Regions from separate parts of the Homo sapiens genome. Here regions 2 and 3 are each linked to region 1. The links are chromatin contacts, found by Hi-C or POLR2A ChIA-PET in ENCODE. All regions are on one chromosome and are shown on one strand. The core of a region is the stretch at or near the end of the contact, and the rest is flanking DNA. Distances in the headings are between cores, read along the strand shown.

What was found. A loop is a pair of places that touch in the nucleus more often than their neighbours do. ChIA-PET counts read pairs that join two places held with the same protein, here RNA polymerase II (POLR2A).
Region 2: a loop to region 1 is called in a map of PC-9, with 9 times the contacts of the local background. The contact joins two enhancer-like sites. A Hi-C loop is called at or near these places in 1 of 168 maps with a recorded cell type or tissue (PC-9). POLR2A ChIA-PET finds 5 or more read pairs at or near these places in 1 of 52 experiments (CD8-positive, alpha-beta memory T cell).
Region 3: a map of Caco-2 shows a loop between it and region 1 (4-fold over the local background). The contact joins two enhancer-like sites. A Hi-C loop is called at or near these places in 1 of 168 maps with a recorded cell type or tissue (Caco-2). POLR2A ChIA-PET finds 5 or more read pairs at or near these places in 1 of 52 experiments (activated naive CD4-positive, alpha-beta T cell).

Annotation. Positions count from the first base shown.
Region 1 is chr4:38,273,523-38,278,426 of GRCh38, reverse strand. It overlaps LOC124900694 (a long non-coding RNA gene), which reads left to right. Exons shown (of 2, transcript XR_007058100.1): 2 at 1,793-2,250. Among named protein-coding and RNA genes, the nearest start is that of LINC02513, 91 kb to the left of the region's middle. Within about 2 kb of position 2,951, at least 3 of the 41 ENCODE cell types and tissues checked have a DNase peak (open chromatin) inside an H3K27ac peak, as active enhancers do; they include PC-9, where a contact is called at or near this core.
Region 2 is chr4:38,726,969-38,731,872 of GRCh38, reverse strand. No RefSeq gene overlaps it. Among named protein-coding and RNA genes, the nearest start is that of TLR10, 54 kb to the left of the region's middle. RefSeq lists an enhancer at 658-1,027. Within about 2 kb of position 2,917, at least 8 of the 41 ENCODE cell types and tissues checked have a DNase peak (open chromatin) inside an H3K27ac peak, as active enhancers do; they include PC-9, where a contact is called at or near this core.
Region 3 is chr4:38,618,505-38,623,408 of GRCh38, reverse strand. All of the region lies in intron 6 of KLF3-AS1 (KLF3 antisense RNA 1), which reads left to right. Among named protein-coding and RNA genes, the nearest start is that of KLF3, 43 kb to the left of the region's middle. RefSeq lists an enhancer at 429-1,281. Within about 2 kb of position 2,013, at least 10 of the 41 ENCODE cell types and tissues checked have a DNase peak (open chromatin) inside an H3K27ac peak, as active enhancers do.

The sequences.
Region 1 (4,904 bases), core at 1,702-4,201:
CTGTAACAAATGAATACATTACCACACATAGTAGATTAAAATAACACATTTATTATCTTACAGTTTCAGAGGTCAGAAGTCCAAAATGGATTTCACTGGGATAAAATCAAGGTGTTGGCAGCTCTCTCTCTCTGTAGGCTCTAGGGGAGAATTCATTTCCTTGCCTTTCCCAACTTCTAGAGGCTGTCTCCATTCCTGGGCTCGTGGCCCCTACTTCCATCTTCAAGGCCACCAGTGTAAGCATCCTCACACATTCTCTAACTGACTTTCCTCCCTACCTCTTTCCTTGATAAAGACCTTGAGATTTTGTTGGCCCCCCTTAGAGAACCCAAGATAATCTGCCCATCTCAAGATCTTTAATTTCATCACATCTGCAAAGACGCTTTTACCATGTAAGGGAACACCTTCACGGTTCTGGGGATTAGGATTTGGACCTTTTGGGGATGCCATTTTCTGCCTACCACAATCATATAAAACAGCCTAAATGAAGCCAATCAGCCATGTGCCTGGCACTTACGTAGCTAATAAATGTCAACCTGCCTGCTCTCAGGCCTGGCCCAATTCATGGATTCCAGAACTTTGGCCACAGTCCCCTTCTGCTACTGTAGCAGAGTTTTTGGTTCAGTATGTGTGAGGTGGGGCCTGAAGCTTTGCATTACTAACAAGTTGCCAGGTGATCCTGGTATCACTGGTTCCAGGATAATAGTTTGAGAACTACTGGCCTAGTGAACAGGGAGAGGGTTTCAAAACCAGGCAGACCAGGGTTTGAAATCTGCTCTACTGTTTGAGAAATTAAACACCTTGGGACTCATTTTCTCATTTGCAAAGGGTTCTCATAAAGTTTAAATGATTCAGAATGGAGCATCGTAGCTTGTACAGAATAGAAGTTTAATCACCAATTATTGAGCCATATGTTACAGATTTTTTTTCTCTTTATCGCAGTCATAAGATTTTCGTGTTATTGTATGACATAGGCCTTGCAGTGACACAGAGCTCCTGCTCTAGGTTGAATTGTACCGCCCCCCCACCACCTCTAAAGTTCGTATGTTGAACTTCTAACCCCTGGTACCTCAGAATGTGAGGTTGCAACAGGATCGTTGCAAGTGTAATTAGTTAAAATAAAGTGTTTGGGGTAGGCTCTAATCCAACGTGACTGAGTCCTTAATAAAGGGGAAAATTTGGATGCAGAGACAAACAGAGGGAAGACAATGGAAACAAACAAAGACAACATCATCTGTAAACGAAGGAACTACCAGAGCCAGGAGAAGGGCCTGGAGCAGATCCTTTCCTAGCACTATCAGAGGGAGTATGGCCGGCCCACATCTTGATTTTTGGATTTTGGCCTCCAGAACTGTGAGATAATAAATTTCTTTTTTTTTTTTTTCTTTTTTGAGACAGAGTCTCGCTCTGTCACCCGGGCTGGAGTGCAATGGCGCAATCTTGGCTCACTGCAACCTCCGCCTCCCAGGTTCAAGCGATTCTCCGGCCTCAGCCTCCTGAGTAGCTGGGAATTACAGGCATGCACCACCACGCCCGGCTAATTTTTGTATTTTTAGTAGAGACGGGGTTTTACCATGTTGGCCAGGCTGGTCTCAAATTCCTGACCTCAGGTGATCTGCCTGCCTCGGCCTCCCAAAGTGCTGGGATTACAGGTGTGAGCCACAGCGCCCAGCTGAGATGATAAGTTCCTTTTGTGTAGGTCAGTCTGTTTGTGGTACTTTGTTACACCAGCCCTAGGAAATTTATATAGCCCTGATCAAAGGAATTTCTTTGTTTCTTCATTACTTACTAGAACACCCTAGATGATGAATCCAGTGAGGGTCAACAGCAGAGAGGAGCTGCCCAGCAGAGAGGAGCTGCCCACCACACCCTCCACCCCATCTTCCTGAGCCTTCTGTGGAAGCACTGGTTTGCTAGCCTCTGAAGGGCCATGGGCCCAGCACCAGGTGCCCTCAGCTCTGAGGCCAGGCCGTTACCTGCATTCAAGATGGACACTGGCTAGAGAAAGCATGTCCACAGGGCTGGTCAGTAGGAAAGGGGTTGTGTTTCTGGAAGGGTGCATCTAACCCAGGGGTTGGTGAGCATTTTCCTAACCCAGGGCCAGGTAGTAAACATTTTTGGCTTTGCCAGTCATGCAGTCTCTGTCACAGCCACTGCACTCTACTACTTTAGCACAAAAGCAGCCATAGGCAATACATTTAAAAAGACGAGCGTGACTGCGTTCCAATAAAATTTTATTTATAAAAAACAGACAGCAGGCTGGATTTGACCTGTGTGTTGTAGTTTGCTAACCTTGCTGAGTAACATCCCCTGACCCTCACTGGTGGGGCCTGTGTTTTTGCTTTCACATTTATTTCACTTGGCATTCAGGGTAGCCACCATACACCCCATGCAAATGACAATCCATATTGGTCCAGACTTAGTTCCAGATGAAACTCATTACCAGATAGTTCCCAGGCTCAGGGATATCAAATGGGATCCAGCAGACAGCCACTTCCCACTGATAAGCAAGGATTCCAGGTCTGAAGGGCAAATGACGAAAGGGAACCTTCAGTCTGCAGAGAAAAGTCAGAATCCTTGGCTCCCAATCAGCAGGTCTTGCAGCATCTCAGCCCTCACACAAATCCCTGGGTCTCCATGATTGGGTGAGTCACTAATGGGTTAACAGCTGAGCTCCATCCTGAAGTTTGGCTCCAGTGCACCTTTAGAATAACAACCTGGGTCTGGATTAACATTCAAGAAAACAACCCCTCAGGAAAGTGTTCTGTAATAAAAGGATCCTATTTCCTCTCTGCCAGCTCCCACCTTTTTCTTTCAAGTCAAGTCTGAAGCAAGCTCAGAAACCTGTCAAGCTATGAATGATGAGTCAGACATTTAACCAAACAAATTTGCTCTCCTGGTGCCACTTGACACCTGCATGAGCCTGCAGTGGTGAAGGTGGGGTTTGTGAAGAGGCAGCAGCCTCCATGGATGAGGTCTTGCACAAACGCTCATCTACATTAAGGAAGTAGCGTGGCCAGCCACAGCTTCAGCCCAGGTCTGCGCACCGTGTTCTTTAAATCTTTGACCTGAACTATGTCATTGCTGAAATTCCTTAAAGCAACTACTTACATCTATAAAATGTTCATTGCCACCAGCCAGATGCTTAGACAAAGGGAAGCCCTGGTCCTTGTGTCTTGAGAGGTCTGAGACACTTGAGGCCTAACGGAAGATTTACTCTACTTCTCCCACGCCTCTTGCCAGCTAGGAGTTGTCCTCAAATATTAAAGCTGGGAGTAAAGGGAAGGGGTTCTTTTACTGTATTATATTACACCATATTACATCAAATCCTCATCTCGACTCCATGAGGTAGGGATTATTCTTTCAATTTTACAGATGAGGAAACTGAGGCTCAGAAAGATGACGATTCTCTAATGACACAAAGCTAGTCTATCAATCTGTTCTCACACTGTTATAAAGATATACCTGAGACTGAGTAATTTATGGAGAAAAGAGATTTAGTTGACTCACAGTTCTGCGGGCTAGACAGGAGGCATGGCTGGGGAGACCTCAGGAAACTTACAATCATGGTGGAAGGCAAAGGGGAAGTAGGTACAATCTTCACACAGTAAGGAAGGAGAGAGAGAGAGAGAGAGACAGCAAAGCAGGGAAGTGCTACACACTTTCAAACAACCAGATCTCATGAGAACTCTGTCACAAGAACAGCAAGGAGAATGTTCACCCCCATGATTCAATCACCTTCCACCAGGTCCTTCTCTCAACATTGGGGATTACAATTCAACGTGAGATTTAGGTGGGGACACAGAGCCAAACCATATCAGCTAGAAAGTAGCAGAGACGGGGTAGAATCCACTCCCCTGTCTCCCAGGGCACTGCTGCCTCTGCTCTGCCAGCTGGAGAGTCCTTCTACTCTGATCCGGATCACTCCATGAGGAGCTAGAAGAGAAGGTGGAGACGGTATGAATATTGGGGTATAACCTGGAGTAGCTCCAGAGTAATTGTAATTTGATTCAAATCAAATCCAGATACTGATACTGCCTTCCCAGAAATATGGTCTACCAGACTGGGCCATGAGCAAAATGGAATCCTTATACCCACGTTAGGCAACCAGGTTGAATTTGTTGAGGTTGAATTTGTTGAGCTATGCATTGCATGGATTCACCTCATAGGCACTTCAGGCAAGTGAGGCTCCAAGTGCATACTTCCTATAATTTTATTAATACTCATGATTGCCCCTAGGGATTTATGCCCAGATGGAAATGGAGGGCAGCCTATTTACACTGAGTGAAATTCTGTCATATGGGAAAAAGAGGATAAAAGAATGAAGGCCTGGTGCAGTGGCTCACGCCTGTAATCCCAACACTTTGGAAGCCCGAGACGGGAGAATTGCTTGGGCCTAAGGAGTTCAAGATCAACCTGGGCAATGTAGTGAGGCCTTGTCTTCTTGAAAAATAAAAAAATTAGCCAGGCATGATGGCATGTGCACCTGTAGTCCCAGCTACTCAGGAAGCAGAGGTAGGAGGATAACCTGAGCGCAGGAGGTCAAGGCTGTGGTAAGCCAAGATAGCACAACTGCACTCCAGCCTGGGTGACAGACTGAGGCCCCTATCTCAAAAATAAATAAATAAATAAAAAATAAAAGACTGGAAACCTTCCAGTACATACTAGGAGCTTATAAAAGTTCATATTCTTTGACTTGAAGTTGTAGATTGCTTTCAAACTGGCCCTGCATCTCTGCCCCTCCCTGTGTTAGGATGTCATTTATATAGCTCCTCTTATCAAAGGATGGAGTCTAGTTCCCCACTCCTTGAATCTGGGCTGGCCTTGTGACTGACTTAGACAATAGAATGCACCAGAAATGAGGATGTGCCAATTTTAAGCCTTGCACACTTCTGCTTGCTCTC
Region 2 (4,904 bases), core at 1,668-4,167, 450 kb before region 1:
TGCCTGTAATCCTGGCTCTGGGATTGTTAGAATTTCTGATGCCCGTGAAAGTGACCCTTAGGGTTGAGAGAGAGGAGAAAAGCTTTCTCTTAGATTTTATTAATAACCAAGAGAATTATGATGATGATATTAATAATAGCAATAATTAATATATAATTAACACATAACACTCCCTATGTGCCAGGCACCATTCTAAGTGTTTTGACATTTGCTTTGTTTGTGCCTCAGTGTTTGAGATGTTATCTCGTTTATGTCTCATAAGTACTCTCTGAGGTAGGCTCTAATATGATCATCCCAACTTTACAGATGAGGAAGGTGAGGCACAGAGAGGTTTAATGACCTGCCAAAAGTTACAGAGCAGTTGCAGAAGCAGGATTCGAACCCCGGCAATCTGGCTCTAGATTGCCACATTACCCTTAGCAGTCCTGCTCTCACGCAAGGCCGCCCTGGAAGGACAGGAAGAAGAACCCTCTGAGCCGCGAGAAGGTGCTCCGAGAACCCTCAAGAGGACCCCGGCCCTGAACTAGAAGCTCCGCGTGCCTGGGCCTCCCTCTCCAGCAGGGGGCGCACACAGCCCGCATTTTCTGGACTCCTCTAACCACAGATACCTCGGCTTATTGAGAACTGGAACTCCTGACCTTTTGTGGGAAAGGCTCTGATCTCAAAACTTTCTCTAGCATTCTTGAAGTATTTACAGTGTACTAATCAAAGGAATGATCCGGTACATGGACATAACCAAGGGAATGATTCAGGACCGTTCTTGGAGGACCTACAATGTGTATCAATAAGCAGAAACCCAGGAAGCCTGTATAGGCCCCAAGCTTATAACAGCGCTGCCTGATTCCAGATGAACCACAAACACTCCAAGCCGGGGTTTTTCTCACCACACCCGAAGACATTCTATTAAAATAGCCCTGTTCGTGGGTGGCCTCCCATGCATGAGTCCTCTCACATGGTCTGCGTGCTGATGGGGCTGTGCTGAACTCACCGCATTGGCCTATGGAACACGTGCTGAGGTGTTTTCTCTCTAGTGACCTTTGTCACATCCTTTGCAAGAAATTAGCTCAGAGGAGCAATCCCTGAAGGCCAAACCTCAACCTGCACCAGAGGCAGACAGGAGACGAGGTTTGGTAGAATTTGTACCTCTCATGGTGGTGGGAGGAGGAGAATGGCTCTGTGAAGCGCTCCTTCCACCCTTTTAATGCTGTGCAATAAAGACTGAGTTAGGGGCTCAGGCCTGTAATCCCAGCATTTTGGGAAGTCAAAGTGGGTGGACTGCTTGAGCCCAGGAGTTCCACACCAGCCTGGGCTACATGGCAAAACCCTGTCACTACAAAAAATACAAAAATTAGCCAAGCACGGTGGCGTGTACCTGTAGTCTCAGCTACTCAGGAGGCTGAGGTGGGAGGATCCCTTGAGTCTGGGAGGTGGAGGCTGCCGTGAGCCGTGATTGTGCCACTGCACTCTAGCCTGGGTAAGATCCTGTCTCAAAATTTAAGAAAAAAAAAAAAAAGACTGAATGAGGGGGCTAACTTTGAATGGGGACCTCTCAGACTCAGAGCAGGAACAAAGTTGATTGCCCTGGGACTTTAAAAGTTTCTTCAAAATCCTATACATTTGTCAGCTGCTCTCAGGAGCCTTAGCAGGCTTCAGGGGTCTCTCATCCCCTCTGCTATGGTCTGAATGTTTGTGTTTCCCTAAAATCCATATGTTGAAATCCTACCCCCTAAGGTGATGGTACTGGGAGCTGGGTCTTTGGGAGGTGATTAGGTCATGAAGGCAGAGGCCTCCTGAATGGGAAGAGTGCCCTCATCAAAGATGCCCAAGAGAGACCTCCCACCCCTTCCACCTTGGGAGGACATGGTGAGAAGGCACCATCTATGAACTAGAGGGCAGAACCTCGCCAGATGCCAGCTCTGCCTGTGCCTTGATTTTGGAGTTCCAGCCTCTGGAACTGTCAGAAATGAATTTCTGTTGTTTATAAGACATCCAGTTGGCCGGGCCTGGTGGCTCACGCCTGTAATCCCAGCACTTTGGGAGGCTGAGGTGGGAGGATCACGAGGTCAGGAGATCGAGACCATCCTGGCTAACACTGTGAAACTCCATCTCTACTAAAAAAAAAAATACAAAAAATTAGCCGGGCGTGGTGGCGGGCACCTGTATTCCCAGCTACTCAGGAGGCTGAGGCAGGAGAATGGTGTGAACCCAGGAGGCGGAGCTTGCAGTGAGCCCGAGATCGCACCACTGCACTCCAGCCTGGGCGACAGAGCGAGACTCCGTCAAAAAAAAAAAAAAAAAAAAAAAAAAAAGACACCCAGTTTATGGTATTTTGTTATAGTAGCCAGAATGGACAAAGATACCTTCCAAAGTGGTGTCCTTTCTGTATATACTTTGGCATAAGACATCTGATTCAAAATTAAATGAGAGGGACCATAAAGGGAAATACTCCGTTGCCAGCTTGCAGGGGAGGGCCGTAAAAGATCGCTTGGGTTCAGACTCTGGTTCTGCCTCCTGGGGGCCGAGCAGCCCCTGGGGAAGCGATTTACTTTTCTCTGTACCATGGTTTTCTCACCTGAAAAATGAAAATAATAAAATCCATGCCATAGGGTTGTTGAGTGCATTCAACGAACCCATGCGTGTGGTCCTAAGTGCAGCACGTGGCCTACACAGGAAGCACTCACTGAATCTTAGCTGTTGTGATTTCACCTATTCATGCAGGCCAGGACTCTGAGGAAAAAAGGAGATCTCTTGCTATTGTCATCTTTATTGATACTGCCACACTTTTTTTCTGCTCTGGGTGGCGCTGGCAAACTTCCTGTCTTCCCCAGGAGAATTTGATACCCCTGCCCCCACCTCTCTCAAAGGCAAACACCCTCCTGCCAGGTAGCAACTGGATGCCATGCAGAAGTATTCTCTCCTGGAATCACGTTCCTGGGTATTTGTCCTCAGGACCAGCCAGCTTGGAGTTGAGGTCAGTTGAAGTTCAAGAGGGCATTTATTCTGAGTTTTACTGTTTATTGATTTGCAGTACTTACAAGCCAAAGTGTTTGTCCTCCTGGCCTTCAGGGCCAAGGCTAAGGCCACAACAATGCAGCCCTTCTTCAGTGGCCCTGTTACCTTCCGGGAGCAGGCAGGGTGTGGCAAGAACTTCTGGGTGGCAAGAGCTCCAGGGTGTCGTGAGAACTCTGGGTGTGGCTGCCCAGGGCAGGCCTTGGAGAAAGCAGTTAAGAAACAAGCAACAAGGCTTGGTACCCCAGATCTGAATGTTGGAGCCACCCGTGGTTCTGGCTCTGTTATGGAGTAGCTATGGGGACTCAAGTTCTCTGCCCCTCACTTTCCCCGGCTGTCCAGCACAATGGCAGCAGCAGTAACAGTAACAGTGTACTTTTACTGAGTACTTACTGTCCACACGTGGGACTTCGTAGCTCTCCCTTAACGGTTAAGACCAGCCACTGCATCTGCGATCTATACCCACTCTTACTAGCTTCGTGACCTTGGAGACACCGCTCCAGCCCTTGTTCCTCAACTTCTTAATCTGTAAGAAGTGGGGCAGTTAAGAGCGCCTTCCTCTTTGAATTGCAAGAGGATTAAATGAGAAAGCCCAGGAATAGTTCCCAGCCCAAGGTAGTAGTATGAGCAATACTATGATAAATTTCACATTCATGATCTCATGTCATTTTCATAGCAACAATGTGAAATAGGTTCTCTACAGGGGAGAGGCTCAGGGCACGCAGAAAGAAGCAAGCAAGGCTGAGATTTGACCCCAGGATTATATGGTTCTGAGTACCACAGTCTGGATCTGAAATCACTGGGCCTTACTGCCTTTCATTTGCCAACGTCACCTGAAGAAACACTTACTGAGCAGCTTACTAGGAGCCAACCCGTTGTGACCATATTGAATTGGTTGAAAGTTCCAATTGAATACAGTTCTTAAGCACTAATGGAGCTTCTTCTGACCAGGCACTGGGCTGGATCCTGGCTCTATTGCAGTGACAATGGGGAGTATGTAGGCCCACAAGAAGATCCCAGGCAAATCTGCAAACAAATAACAGCTCCTGTTAAGATCGAGCACCTTTGTAAGTCTCCATGATTCTCTCTGCTTGCAACTCCATTTGGAAAATTTCTTGAACTTCCTTATCTCCTTTGAGGGCCTTAAATAAAAACATCCACCTTCTTTTGCTTGAGATTCCCATTTCTAGATTGAAGTTTAAAATGAACTGTGGGCTGGGCGCGGTGGCTCACGCCTGTAATCCCAGCACTTTGGGAGGCTGAGGTGGGTAGATCACGAGGTCAGGAGATCGAGATCATCCTGGCTAACATGGTGAAACTCCGTCTCTACTAAAAATACAAAAAATTAGCCGGGCGTGGTGGCCGATTCCTGTAGTCCCAGCTACTCGGGAGGCTGAGGCAGGAGAATGGCGTGAACCTGGGAGGCGGAGCTTGCAGTGAGCTGAGATCGCGCCACTGCACTCCAGCCTGGGAGACAGAGCGAGACTTAGTCTCAAAAAAAAAAAAAAAAAAAAGAACTGTGAAGGCCAGGCATGGTGGCTCACGCCTTTAATCCCAGCACTTTGGAAGGCTGAGGCAGGCAAATCTTATGAGCTCACGAGTTGGAGACCAGCGTGGGTAACATGGCAAGACTCTGTCTCTACAAAAAATGCAAAAATTAGCTGGGTATGGTGGTGTGCACCTGTAGTCCCAGCTGCTCAGAAGGCTGAGGTGGGAGGATGGCTTGAGCCCGGGAGGCAGAGGTTGCAGTGAGTTGAGATTGTGCCACTGAACTCCAGCCTGGGTGATAGAGCCAGATCTTATCTCAAAAAATAAAATAAAATAAAATGAACGATTAAATGAAATGACACAAATAAAGAAACTGGAGAGCTGTGTATCAGTTTACCCTTGAAAGA
Region 3 (4,904 bases), core at 764-3,263, 350 kb before region 1:
TGTGCTTTCTCTTGCCCCTGGGGTGTTCAGCTGAGAAAGAAGTATGGATGATAAGCAAAGAAAAATGGAAACCCACACATTATAGATTCATATGTGTCTGAGGTCACAAAATGGTGACTTAAGGGAAAAAATCTGCTTCTAGACATGCTTTCTTTGGCTCAAACACTAATTTTTAAAAATGTAAACCAACAATTTAAAATCCAGAAATTTGGATTTTGCTTTCTCTTGAAAATGTGCAGAGCTGGTCACACCAAGTCAGGCCCTCCATGGAGACAACGGAACAGTGCAGCACAGCTGCAGCCACTTCAGGGATGCCCTCACTTGCTTACCACGGGGGTGGCCCCGTCCCTCCTCATCCTCTCCTGAACACCAAGGCAGATAGGAAGTACCATTATCATCATATTTGTTATGCTTGCACTTAGGTAGCATTTATTGCATACCAGGCACTAGTCTGAGCACTTTGGTTAACTATCATCCATCCGTCTATCTGTCTGTCTATCTGTCTATGTATGTATCTATCTCTGTGTCTATCTACCTATCTATCTATCCATCCATCCATCCATCCTTCCATCTATCTACCTAGCTACCTACCTATCTATCTATCTTAAAGGTAAGGAAGGCTGGGTGTGGTAGCTCACGCCTTAATCCAAGCACTTCTGAAAGCCAGGTGGGTGGATTGTTTGAGTCCAGGAGTTCCAGCAGCCTGGCCAACATGGCAAAACTGTGTCTTTACAAAAACCACAAAAAATTAGCCAGGTGTGGTGGTACATGCCTGTAATCCCAGCTACTTGGGAGGCTGAAGTGGGAGGATCACTTGAGCCTAGGAGATCAAGGCTGCAGTGAGCTGTGCTGAGGCCACTGCACACCAGCCTGGCCAACAGAGCAAGAACTTGTTTCAAAGAAAAAATAAATAGGCTGGGTGTGGTGACTCATGCCTATAATCCCAGCACTTTGGGAGGCCAAGCTGGATGGATCACCTGAGGTCAGGAGTTTGAGACCAGCCTGACCAATATGGTGAAACCCTATGTCTACTAAAAATAGAAAAATTAGCCGGGTGTGGTGGCACGTGCCTGTGGTTCCAGCTACTTGGGAGGCTGAGGCAGGAGAATTGCCTCAATTCTCAGGAGGTGGAGGTTGCAGTGAGCCAAGATTGCACCACTGCGCTCCAGCCTGGGTGATAGAGTAAGACTCTGTCTCAATAAATAAATAAATAAATAAAAATAAAGGTAAGGAAAGTGAGGCACAGTTAGTGTGTGGTGGTCCGGGATTCAAACCCTGGCTAACTAGTTCTCCAAGTTCTTGCTCTTAATCACTCAGCTATATCAAATCTCAGTACTCCTGTTGTGGGGAAGATATGAGGCATCAAGCCTAATAGAAATGTAAACTTGTACCTGAGTCTCTGTTCCAGGACACCGTGTTCTGTTTAATTAGAGAGGGAGTCATAAACGAAGTGATTTTGTAGAATTTTTTTTTTTTTTTTGAGATGGAGTCTTGCTCTGTCGCCCAGGGTGGAGTCCAGTGGCATGATCTCGGCTCACTGCAACCTCCACTTCCTGGGTTCAAGCGATTCTCCTGCCTTAGCCTCCTGAGGAGCTGGGACTACAGGTGCCCGCCACTGCAACTGGCTAATGTTTATATTTTTAAGTAGAGACGGGGTTTCACCATGTTGGCCAGGCTGGTCTCAAACTTCTGACCTCAGGTGATCCGCCTGACTTGGCCTCTCAAAGTGTTAGGTGTTTACAGGCATGAGCCACTGCGCCTGGCCTGATTTTGTAGAATTGTAAAGATAGAGTCCAGTCCTGTTAAACACACCATGCAGAAACCTCTTTGGAGATCCAGGGGCAGCACACATTGACAGAAAGCAAGGTTAACTTCCCCGAAGACGGGTGCAAACAGAAGATAAACAGGAGGTGAGGTGCTGCAGCGGAGACCCATGACTTGTAGCTTGGATCAGATACCTGAGGAAAGTAGACTGACCTGGGTGCGTTAGGGAGGGCGGCAATAAGGCTGAAGTCCTGTTTGACCAAGGTGATGTGGGCTGAATCGGCATCCTTACAGGAGGCCTGCTGAACTTCATTCATTGCTTTCACAATATAAGAAAGTCAATTTTGTAACACAGGTGTCCCTATAATACTGGCCTGACTGTTTACTTCTGCTTCAGTCCCTGAGCATATGAGTAAATACTTCAGGCACTATAACGAGCAGAAACTTGAGACAGAGCTTATCTTGTAATGCTGGGTCTTGCATCATATCCAGGGTGTGGTGTTACTTTAGAAGGCAAGTTAAATAATTACGTGTTTTCAGATTGAGCAAACAGTGCATGTGCTCTGAGAAGGCTAAGGATTCATACTCTGAGAGCCCAGTAAATTAACTTATTCAGTGGGATGGTAGGCTCAGTACCTGGGTATGTCAAATGGTCTCAATATATTACATATAAAAACATACACACACATGCATATACATACATACACATATGTGTGTGTACATAGATATGCATGTATACATATAGATATATACATATGCATGTGTATGTATAGATATATACATATGCTTATGTTAAATATTTATGTATCACCTTGTATATAATCATACTTACTTACAAAACAGCCCGGAAAAGCTTGGAGATGTTAAGTGAATCAATTAAAGCTAATTCAGGCAAGCCTCAGTCATTGACCCACCCAATGTGTACTGTCTTTATGACATGTGATATATTTAGTACAGTACTTTGTGTTTTTGATGTTCCCTAACAACATAATAAAGTAAAAAAATTAATGTTGAAAAACATTAGGGTCACCCTAAACTGCCTTCTTTAGAAAATACAAATGTGACATTCTTTCATTAGTTACATTATTCTCTTATTCTATTGTTATTAATTCGTTACATTCTTTTAAATAGCTACATTTTTTATTCTCTTATTCTTTCTTTCTCTTGGACAGAGAGATTGGAACTGTGTCTAACTCTGTCATGTAGTAACTATTGTCATGTAGTAAATGTTCATAAGCATCAGTAGTGATGATCTGCAGCCCCACCCCTGCCTGGTCTCTGTTTCCTTGGTTTATTGCTCTTAGATAATTTCTTCCTTTTTCTATTTTTGCATTTTCAAGAACAATGCAAGGCATGATAGTTATCTGATTCAGGACTTTTAAAACACACTTGAAATATGACAACTGCTTGTTATTCTAGCTCGATAACAAATCTAAGGGCAAGCTATTGAGCACTGATTTGTCCTTTTCTTCCTCATTCCAGCTGCTATGGACCTAAAGTGGAGGGCTTTGAAATTTCCTGCTTAATTGGGCTGCATGTCATTGCTGTCCTTAGAAGTTGCTCTGGGATGCAGGTGCTGGTTTCTTGGATCTCCTTTGCTGGAATTTTGCATGTCTTGTTTTGTTGTTGTACCAGCTTTGTGGATCAGCCAACATCCTTGGCTTGCCCTGTGGGGAGTGGGGTGGGACACATCTTGGATTGCTCTATTCCAGGGATGTCCAACATTTTGGCTTCCCTAGGCCACATTGGAAGAAGAAGAATTGTATTGGGCTACACATAAAATACACTATCACTAAAATAGCTGATGAGCTAAAAAAAAAAATCGCAAAAAAAATCTCATAATGTTTTAAGAAAGTTGATGAAGTTGTATTGGGCCACATTCAAAGCTTTCCTGGGCCACATGCAGGCTGAGGGCTGTGGATTGAATAAACTTGCTCTATTCCCTTTGCAGTAGATGCCATCTGAGTATGGGTCTCCTTTGCTTGGGTCATTGACATGTTCTGGACTTTTTATGCTCCTTTTGGAAGGTCCTCAAAGGTCTGCATAAAGACTTTTGGTGCACTTAAAGCTATGCTAGCAGAAGCGTGAAATCACCTCCCAAAGGAAGTGGGTCCTGCCTCCTCAGAACCAGAAAAGGGAAGGCCATAACTGGAGCAGTAACCTACCGCAGCCAAGTCTCAGTTTCCTCATCTGTAAAGTGTGAGAGTCAGGCAAAATTGCCTCCAAGATCCTTTTCTGTTCGAATATTCATTGAGCCAAAGAAGGTTAAGAACACATATAAATTGAGAATTCTGTAATTTTAAGATTCATCTGGAAAAATGGCACCCTGGTACCAACCATCAGGACTAAGAGGGAGAGTTTGCAGTCAAATGAAATTAAGGTTGAACCCAGTTCTGCCAGTTCCTTGCTCCATAACCCCTAGAAAATTACTTCTGTCTGAGCCTTGGGATTCTCTGTCTCTTATTTATTTATTTATTTTTGAGACAGAGTCTCGCTTTGTCGCCCAGGCTGGAGTGCAGTGGTGCGATCTGGGCTCACTGCAACCTCTGCCTCCTGGGTTGAAGTGACTCTCATGTTTCAGCCTCCCCAGTAGCTGGGATTTCAGGCACGCGCCACCATGCCCGGCTACTTTTTTGTATTTTTAGTAGAGATGGGTTTTTGCCATGTTGGCCAGGCTGGTATTGAACTCCTGACCTCAAGTGGTCCGTCCTCCTCGGCCTCCCAGAGTGCTGGGATTATAGGTATGAGACACAGCACTTGGCTGGGATTCTCTCTTTAAAATGGAAATACTGCTATCTACAGAGCAGCACTGTTGTAAAGATTTAGTACATGTTCATAATACATTTGAGGTGCTACAAGCCTAGCTGGCACATAGCAGTCATTCTGAAAATGGCAAAAGTTACTAGGATGACAGTAATCTTATGATTACTTGTGGCTACATGGTTTTTGGACTAGCTAAGGGTTTGAAATAGATGCGATCTAAGGAAGATGACATATGCAGAATTCTTTGAAGTTAAAGCAAGGCTGAGAATGACTTTGAGGGTAGAGCAGCTACTGAAATAAATGATGCAAAGGATGTGATTTTAAAAATTCAGATGAGGGTCTGGGCACGGTGGCTCACGCCTATAATCCTAGCACTT